2 separate regions of the Homo sapiens genome follow, and region 1 is linked to region 2. Evidence: chromatin contacts called from ENCODE Hi-C or POLR2A ChIA-PET data. All regions are on one chromosome and are shown on one strand. The core of a region is the stretch at or near the end of the contact, and the rest is flanking DNA. Distances in the headings are between cores, read along the strand shown.

The links. A loop is a pair of places that touch in the nucleus more often than their neighbours do. ChIA-PET counts read pairs that join two places held with the same protein, here RNA polymerase II (POLR2A).
Region 1: a map of CD14-positive monocyte shows a loop between it and region 2 (2.4-fold over the local background). The contact joins two enhancer-like sites. A Hi-C loop is called at or near these places in 1 of 168 maps with a recorded cell type or tissue (CD14-positive monocyte). POLR2A ChIA-PET finds 5 or more read pairs at or near these places in 1 of 52 experiments (AG04450).

What each region holds. Positions count from the first base shown.
Region 1 is chr11:132,122,916-132,128,022 of GRCh38, forward strand. All of the region lies in intron 2 of NTM (neurotrimin), which reads left to right. Among named protein-coding and RNA genes, the nearest start is that of NTM-IT, 160 kb to the right of the region's middle. RefSeq lists enhancers at 79-1,077, 3,426-3,475, 3,576-3,625. Within about 2 kb of position 3,601, at least 4 of the 41 ENCODE cell types and tissues checked have a DNase peak (open chromatin) inside an H3K27ac peak, as active enhancers do.
Region 2 is chr11:131,759,040-131,763,569 of GRCh38, forward strand. All of the region lies in intron 1 of NTM (neurotrimin), which reads left to right. Among named protein-coding and RNA genes, the nearest start is that of NTM-AS1, 98 kb to the left of the region's middle. Within about 2 kb of position 1,517, at least 3 of the 41 ENCODE cell types and tissues checked have a DNase peak (open chromatin) inside an H3K27ac peak, as active enhancers do.

The sequences.
Region 1 (5,107 bases), core at 2,351-4,850, 370 kb after region 2:
CATTCATCTAATTGGAAACAAAAAGAGCAAGGGAGATGGAAAACATGGACTCTAGTTGTTCTCCTTCCTCGCCACGTTGAATGTATTTCCTCATGCTCCCCCTGGCTGGCCTCCTCCTGGCACACTTTTCCTATCTTCTCTTCTGTGCATCTCCCCGTCAGCCTTGCTTCTCTGCATCTCACTCCCCCTTTGCTTCTCTCTCTTTTCTCTCATCTGCAATGAGGCTGCTCAACTGCCAGAGGGTCAGAACTGTGAGGGATCAGCATGAGGGCCACATTGACAAGGAAAGCTGTCATCAAATTTTACAGCTTCATGTAAAATGCACTGTCCATGGCAAGGACAGAGAAGGGACTGGAAAGGCACAGGGGGCAGTGTGGGGAGAAGGGGTAGTTAGAAGAGAGGCTCTCTCGTAGGTGAAGGGGGAGGTAAACCTACGTGCTTTCTACAGAAAGGTATTCATGGAGGCAAATCTGCCATCTTTTCTAAACACAACCATGTCTCTGGAAGCCTCACTAGGAGACCAACAATTAATAACAGTGTCAGTTATGGCATGTCTGTGTGGTCCATTGCATAGAACGACAGAGGAAGCTGATCCAAGCTTTGAGTACCAGGAAGCCAAGGGTAGCAATGTGGATGGGCCTATGGCCGTTCTGTTTTCGGCGAGAGCTAGGGAAATCCCCTGCCACTGGTCCTTCCCATACACAATGCTATATGCGCATTTGATGAGCCAGCCAACAGGTGCCTGAGTACCTGCCGTGAGACCAGCTGGCAATAGCTCCTCTGAGGCACAGCAGAATGGACCGTGTGCTAAAGGCATCAACAGCCTGGGCAGGCAAACAGGACCAGCCCAGGAGAGTCCATTAGAGAACCACGCATGTGCCGGTTACTGACCAAGAGTTAGGTTCCTACGTGTGCACAGCCTTCCCCCAGATTCCATTCCTTAGGACTCTGCACCCATCCCATCCCACTTTCTCAGGACAGAAACCACGAGGCAGAGTTGTACCTTGCCTTAGAGTGTCCGTCTCCTGGAGACCGTCAGTAGGATCCAGTGCCTGCTTTGTAATTTAGTAGCTTTGTGACCCGAGGCAATTTATTAAGTTTCAGTTCCCTTGCAGGTAAAGTGGAGATATTTTTGTTTACTACCACACAGAGTGGCCGTGTGGCTCACATAACATGATCTGAGTAAAGTGCTTTGCATAGTGCCTGGCACACTCCAGTGATCAATAAACGTTAGTCAGGGTCATTATTGTGCTATGCCCCTTCCTTTCTGCTATTGCCCCTCCCATCCCCGGATCTTCGATCGGGCCATGGGTTCTACTTCCCGGTGTCTCCTGTCTCCATCCCTTCCTGTCCAGCCCCTGGGGCCCTGCCCTCCCTGAGATCTCAGCAGCCGTGGCTGGGCTGGCTTTTGGTGGTTTTGTGAGTGCTCTCAGTCTGCAGGGAGAGACAGGCTCCAAAACACAGGTCCCAGCACAGTGCCGCCCTGTTGGAAGCTCTTGGCACCTGCGCCTTAGATTCCTTAACATAACTTAAAATGCCCTTCACGAAAGTACTTCTCTTCACCTGTCCAGGTTTGTTGCCCATCTGCCTCCCCATTTCTACCCAAATCCTACTCAGCAGCTGCTCACAATAATGATTCTCAGTTTTGCACATCAGAAAAAGTTGTGGAAATTGTTCTGAATATTTTTTGTGTACGTGTGTGTGTGTGCGCGCGCACGCGCAGGGCGGGGTTGCTTGGGTAATTTATAAAGTACAGGCATTTATATAAAGCTCCACAATGGCTGAGTGTGGTGTCTCATGCATGTAATTCCAGCATTTTGGGAGGCCAAGTGAGGAGGATTGCCTGAGTCCAGGAGATTGAAATTGTCAGCCTCAGCAACATAACAAGACCCTGTCTCTACAAAAACAAAAAAACAACAACATAAAGAAAAATAGCTGCTCCTGGTGGTCCTAGCTTCTGTACTCCTAGGTACTGTAGCTAGCGCCAGTTGTCTAAGCTACTCTGGAGGCTGGTTGGAGGCTGCAGGGGTGATGATTGTGCCACTGCACTTCAGCCTGGGTGCCAGCATGACATCCATCTCCAAATGAATAAGTAAAGCAAGTTCTACAGGTGGGCCTGATTTGCATCTTGAGTTCTAGAGCACAACCTTCCCAGACACACCCTGCCTTCCTCACACTGCCCGCATATCTGTCTACACTCAGTCCCAGCAAACGCAAACGGATGGGCTCACAGTGGGGATGCAAACAAAGATGAGGCGACTGAGTGAGTGAATCAGGAAAGGATGTTTTCATTTTATTGAGTGAATTAGACTAAGTCAAACCCTCCCTTAGAGTGTAAAGTAGAAGATAAATAATGTACTGGTGTGTGTTTGTGTGTGTGTGTGTGTGTGGTGTGGTATGTGGTATATGTGGTGTGTGGTGTGGTATGTGATTGTGTAGTGTGTAGTGTATGATGTGTGTGTGGTGGTGTATGTGGTATGTGGTATGTAGTGTGTGCTATGTGATGTATGTGGTGTGTGGTGAGGTATGAGTGTGTATGTGGTGTGTAGTGTGTGGTGTGTGATGTGTCTGTGATGCGTGTGTGGTGTGGTGGTGTATGTGGTGTGTGTGGTGTGTAGTGTGTGCTATGTGATGTATGTGGTGTGTGGTGGGGTATGAATGTGTATGTGGTGTGTAGTGTGTGGTGTGTGATGTGTGTGGTGTTTGGTGGTGTATGTGGTATGTGTGTCATGTGGTATGTGGTGTGTGTGTCATGTGTAGTGCGTAGTGGGGTATGTGGTGTGAGTGTGGTGTGTAGTGTGTGGTGTGTGATGTGTGTGTGGTATGTGGTGCGTGTATTTTGTGTGTTGTGGTATATGGTGCATGTGTGTTGTGTGTTGTGTATCTGTGTGTGCTGTGTGGTATGTGTGGTGTGTGGTGTGTGTGTGGCTGGGTGTATGCTGTGGTATGTGGTGTGTGCTGTGGTATGTGGTGTGTGTGCGTGCATGTGTTTGTATGTGTGTGTGTGTATATTGTGTGTGTGTAAGAGAGATCAACAGGGGTCCCAGGCAAGGGGGATGAGTGGGCTGTTGGCAGAGGAAGAAGCGCAGCCCAGCAAAGGTGGAGCCTCGCTTTCCATAAGCAGCTTGGGTCCCCAGGCGCCCCTGCGCGATGTGGGAGTGGGAGAGACTGAGTGGGCGCAAGGGTCTCGCCACCTGGGTGTGTGAACGAGTGCAGAAATACAAACAGCTCCGAGCCAGAGGATCCTTAGTCCATCAATTCTTTGCAGAAGAAAAGTCTGATGGATTGAAATTGTCACACAAGAACGCTGTGAACAATAGCAGGGAGATACTGTTTCTCTCCAGCCCAGCTGTGGTGAGTTACTTCTTAATGGCAAGGTAGGGAGACACACACCACGGACAATGCTGAGGGTGACAGGAGATGCCTGTGCCAGTTATTTATTATGGGAGAGGAAGGTGTTCCTTCTACTTTTTTTCCTTCCATCACCCCCTTCTTTTCTGTGATAAGTGGGGGCTGAGCTGTTTGTGTTATGCAGAGGCTGACAAAATGAGGCGATCAGATTGGAAATCAAAGCTCTCACCATGGCTGGCAGTGTGCGGGGACTTCGCAGCCACCTCCCATGGCGGGGGCAGGAGGAGGGGGAGGAAGCAGCTGCTGTCATTTCTCCCCTAGCAGTTGTTTTTGGTTTTACTTTTATTTCTCCCAAGAGGAGAGGAGCTGGAGAGGGCAGCCAAACTAGCACAAGAAAGAAAAGGAGAAAGAGGGCAAGAATGGAAATGCGGAAGGAGAAAGAGCCCTACCAGGAGGCAAAGGGAGAGGGAAGCGAGAAGGAGGGAAGAAGCCTCCAGAACGTGCCTTTTTCCGATTTGTGCTGGCTGCGACCTTGCAGCCTGTTTCTCTGCCAGCTGCCCCTCCTTTGCTGTGAGAGGTGTTTTCTGTGACCCGCAAAGCGTGGTTTAATTTACAGGGTGAGTTGGAAATGATTCAAGCATCTGCTCCTTTCAAATGTTGGGAAACTGAGGCACAGCACATTAAGAACTATTTAACTTGCTTCTTTCGGGCCTTATTGTCAGTCTTTTTTCTTGAGAGTTCCAGAAACTATTTCCATCTCCAGCTTTCAGGATGAATAACTTATTCAGGCCTTTGCTTTTCTGGTGCGTTCTCCCAAAACTCCTCCTATTTCAAACTGCCCCCCAAAGTCCCTGAGCCTGAGTCTTATGGGTTGACTCTGCCCTCTGGTGGATCGAAAGGTGGTGAATGAGGCAGAAAAGGGAGCTCGTTCCAGAAAAACATACCTTGGCAGGCTTCCCAGGAAAGTCTTTGGTTAAAGCAACCCGAACCCAAAATGAATACAGCTCAATATGCTGTGATGTATTAATATCCTGATAAGCGAGTCAGAATGTGTTTCCAAATAGACCTATTACATAAGTGGCAATAAATACTAACCCATCTCTCACCTTGCTGCGGTGAGCGCATAGAGAGGGATCTGCAGTGTGGGATTCCAGGCAGTCTTGGCGATGCTGACCTTCTGACGGATGGGGAGGCCTGAGCCCTCTATAACACAGGTCCCCTGTGACATCCACATCACACAATCGTGCCCTTTGCCCACCTTTTTAATGACTTTCTATTTTGTTTTACAACCAGCAATCTGCTGCATGTGCTGGTCAACAGTATCTATCTTTTCTGCTGTGGCTTGCTGCCTCGGATGCTTTTATGGGCATTGATTCCCTCCACTGCTTCCCCAAAGAGGTTCTTTTCCTTGAGCCAGAGCGGCATTCCGGCGGATTACAGTGTCTGCCACTCTGCTCTCCGATTTATTGCCATCCTGGGCTTTAGTCTCCCTACATTCACAGCCAAGCCTCATTCATTTTGTTTTCTGGGGCGAGCAAATTGAAGAAGTTGCTATTAATAGGAGAAAGAGTGTCATGCCGGCAGACTTAGTAGTGTCTAACGTTATAGCCTGCAAGTCCCAGAGCCAAGCTCTTGTCTTAGATCCACCCTTCCCCATCCAAGGGACTGAACCAGGTGGGATGCTGGCCTGGGCATTGGCTCTCTGAAAGATTTACACTTTTCTGGCTTTTGTCGACAAAGGATATTCTCATATTTG
Region 2 (4,530 bases), core at 267-2,766:
GTCATCCAAAGAAAATAAAGCATACACTTCTATGGATATTATTTGGATTAAATTCTTTGAAAACCTTCACACCTTTATGATTCCACTTAGAACATGCTGCCATTATGAGAAGGTTGACAGCTGCACACCCCTGTGCATAGGCAGGATTGGAGTCACACATCTTACTGTGCTCTCCATACTCTGGTACTGTTCACAGGCATATTTATAAGACCTCTAAAGAACTGCTTCAGGCTTTCAGGGAATGAGAAATTAATTCCGTGTTCATCGTTCCAAGAGAAGTATTTCTGGGGCTGCAAAACCAATACCACAGAGGATATGATTGCCTGGTGTTCTGGAACCTGAGAGCAAACAAAAGACAATATGCCATTTACACAGCTTTGCAGAGCTTATTCAAACATGCATTGGGACATGGACATTTTCATTAAGCTTACCAACTTTTCTTTCCTCTCTCTTTCCTTACCTCTTCTCTCTTCCTCCTTTTTTTTCAACTCATTTGGAGAACACACTAATATTTGTAACAATGCTATTTTCCTGGAGTAAGAAATTCACAACCACATGAAACACACTTGTAAGAGGTTAGAGAGAAGCCAGCTCTTCCGTGGGAAGCTAGTTGCCTGAAAGTGCTCAAGATTTTTTTTTTTTTTAATGATTTTATTACTTGGCTTGTTAGGGCTTATTTTCATAGCTGCTACCAAACTTTATAAGAATATTCTTTATCCAGGTCATTAATTTACCTTGCTGAAATTGATAATCTAGGAAGCCAGAATCCATTGAAATCTTGATCCCAAATGGATTTATCTCTTCAGGAAGGGATCCAAGTTTCATTTTATTTTTAGTGCTTTTTAAGGTATTCTTCACAGGAGGGAGAGAACGATGTGAGAGTGTTAATGAAAAAACTAAATAACTTTCCTAACATGAACCCATCATCTGAAAAGCAGAACCTAATTTTGAATTATTAAAGGAGGCTGGATCACAACTCACCACTGAGAAATCGAGGGAGGGAAAATGGTGTTTGGGAAGTCCAATTATTTCTGAACCAGAGACAGTCTTATTAAGTTGGGCAGAAAATTAATTAGGCTAATTAGAAAACCTCATTGGAATTCAGCAAGGAGTTATGAGAAGAAGCATGACAACACTGGAAGTGTTGATAGAGGGAGAAGGTTCTATGGGAGAGAAATGAGTTTTTCCGGAAGCAGATGCAGGGTGATTCATGCATATTGCGGTTGATCATTGGGTCACTTCGGATGGAAGCAGCAGCGTTTTTATAGACTTTCTGTTCCCAGTGGTGGGTCTTCACTGAGTATTAAAAATGATGTCTGGTGTATGTTGTAAGGGAAAAAAGAAAAAAATCCCTGAGATTTATTCCAAGGCTTCAGTGGGATTTTATATTTATTTTGGTATTTCCGATATGCTGGTTCATCAGCATGGCGCATTGTTAAAAAGTGCTGGGTGGGTGGTTTTTTATCTTCACGGATTTATGGAGTCCTTAAAACATCTGTTCCGTTCTGATTCCCCCGCTCAGTACAAAGACGTTAGTCAGGGGAAGCATCTCACACTGCACTGTTTCCACGCACTGACGTTGGCAGCGGCTAATAGAGATAACCCTGCTGAGACAGTCAGTGCTGTGTGGGGGCCGGGGAGGGGCCGGGGTTCCATCTCCGGGAAGAATCTCATGGGATCTGGGCCCTGCAACACAAGGGCCTTTGAAGTGAGACGAGGAGGAGCCTCAGGAAGGGTCGCCGGGGTGACTAAAGAAACCTGCGGAGGGAGCTAAGGAAACCTGTTCCAGGGGACGTTGGAGCGTAGGAAGAGGACTGTGCCCACGATGCTGGAGAATGATCTCCACGTCCCTCCTAAGCCCCTGTGACAGTGACGTCTTCCTTTCTGGGGCTCTAGGGAAAGGAGGAGCCTTCCTAGCTCCTGGGAGAGAATTATCAGGGCTGCTGTTGTTTTTGAGAAAATAGCTGCAACCCAGCCAAAACCACCGGGATGGAGGGACTCTTAAATAAGATGTTTCTCATGTGGGGTGGGCAGGGCAGGGGAAGCGGGGAGGACAGAACTCTTGATGAAAACTGGTGCCAGACTAAATCAGAGACGCCGTGAAAGTGGCAAGAGGCAGGGAGGAGAATCGACTTTGCAGGACCTGTTATGCGTTACGGCTTTTTCTGTGTGAACACATCCTATTCCTCACAGCAGTTCAGTGTAGTAGGCTTATTAGTCACATTTTACAGGTGCGGTAACTGAAATTCAGAGGGCTGAAGTCATTTAGGATCCACACCTAACAAGAAGCTGAAATTAAAACCCAAGGGTTACAGATGGAATGTTTTATATCCCCCTCCCCAAATTCCTATGTTGAAGGCCTAACTTTTAGCATCTGAATAATGGTGTTTGGAGATGGGGCCTTTGAGAGGTAATTAGGGCTAAATATAGTGATGAGGGTGAGGCCTGCGTGATTGGAATTAGTGCCCTCATAAGAGGAGAAAGCCGGGCACGGTGGCTCACGCCTGTTATCCCTGCACTTTGGGCGGCTGAGGTGGGCAGATCACCTGAGGTCGGGAGTTGGAGACTATCCTCCTGACCAACATAGAGAAACCCCATCTCTACTAAAAACACAAAAAAATTAGCCAGGCGTGGTGGCGCATCCCTGTAATCCCAGCTACTCAGGTGGCTGGGGCAGGGGAATCGCTTGAACCTGGCAGGCGGAGGTTGTGGTGAGCAGAGATAGCGCCATTGCACTCCAGCCTGGGCAATAAGAGCGAAACTCTGTCTCAATAAATAAATAAATAAATAAATAAATAAATAAATAAATAAATAAATAAATAATAAATGCAGAGGAGGAAGAGCGCGCATGCTCTCTCTGTCTCCTCTCTCTGTCTCTCTCTTCACTATGTGAGGATACAATGGGAAGGCAGCTGTCTGCAAGCCAGGGAGAGATCCCTGATCAGAGCCCAGCCATGCTGGCATGGCACCTTGATCTTGGACTTCCAGCCTTCAGAACTATAAGAAAATGAATTTTTGTTGTTGAAGCCAACCTGTGGTTGGCTATTGTGTTTTGCTATAGCAGCCCAGGCGGACTAATACACCAGGTTCATTTGTTATCAAAGCCCCAGCACTTTCGGCAGCACCCTAGCGCCTCAGGAGCGCCCTCTTTGGTATCTGAAGGAAATGGACACTCTTTGCCTAGGTTCCCATGTGGCTCAATAGAAAAATAGTACAAAGAGCCCTTAGAAAAGTTCCTATGGTCCCAGGATTGTGGGAATTGTCTCTGCTTATTTGGAGAAGGACCCTATTTTCACCCTCTTCTGGGGCAAGATAAAAAGGATCACAGGATTAAAGTTGGGATACCCAGGGGTGGAGACAAAATGACGACAGAGGGTTTGAGTTCTACATGTTCTTCATCCCCGTAGCATAGGGACATGGACAGATGGGCAGTGTGGGCTGCATGCAGGCCAAGGGCAGGTTGGCGCTGAATACTGGAAAATGACGACCCGAGCTGGAGGACCTGAAGCCGGGCAGTCTGCTCCAGCTCCCCAAGTCCAGCAGGTGTGACGGCCCTGTCGCCCTTCCCCTTCCTTGGCGTGGGCCTCTCCTGAGGCCGTCCTTTTCCAATCACCAGGTTTGCCTGTCAAGTTGAGCCAAGTAACAAGACAGGAGTCAATTTGTTCTCCCCAATAGACTGCTCCTCTGTCTATTCCCAGACTCCCAGGTGACCCCATTATGATAATGCCCAGCCTGACTGCTCTTAGAACAGGCCTGATGGAGAACTGAGAGCTTCCTTGAAATGTGAATCACAGAGAGGCTGGCAGCCCATGGCTCTGTCCCCTGCTGGCTCTGGACAGGAGCCTTCTGCCTCCCCATTGTCACCGCTGAGCGATGCCATGTGCTTATTCATGCTGCCTGCTGCTGGCAGCCCGGGAATGTCGCATCATGCCATCCATTCAAACAACGGGCTCGGTTCTGCTGACACCCAGGGAGACAGGCGGATTCAGGGTGTGAAGTGTGTTGCCATCACTTTGGCATCCCAATCTGAACTCAGTCTTTAGAGCAGGGGCTGGTTTTATGGTCCTCAGGTAGGGGATGGTGCCCCCACACCAGATCTCCATAAACACACCTTTACATAAAACCCAGGCAGCCTGACTGCCAAGCTTTGGTATAAAAAATTAGCAAGTCAGTCAGTCAACTGGATATTTGATTTAACATCAAATATTTTAGTCTTTCCAAATATTTGGATATGTTAATATTATGATAACCCAACCAAAGAAATGTGGTGATGCAAGATTGAGTGTCTGAATAATTTTCAAAACAGTAATATTCTCTACCCTGGCAAGAACTCCACCCCACGTGCACCCACTAGTCATTGAATCAATGCAGGTCGTTGAAGAGTAGTTATATAACACTTAGCCAAGACTAAAGCTAAATTTTGAGATAATTTAAAACACAGAGATTAAATGTATGCCACACATGATAAGCTGTTCAGTTTAGGGGATTATATTATCCAAGTGATTTATAGCCTTACACAACTTACTTTGT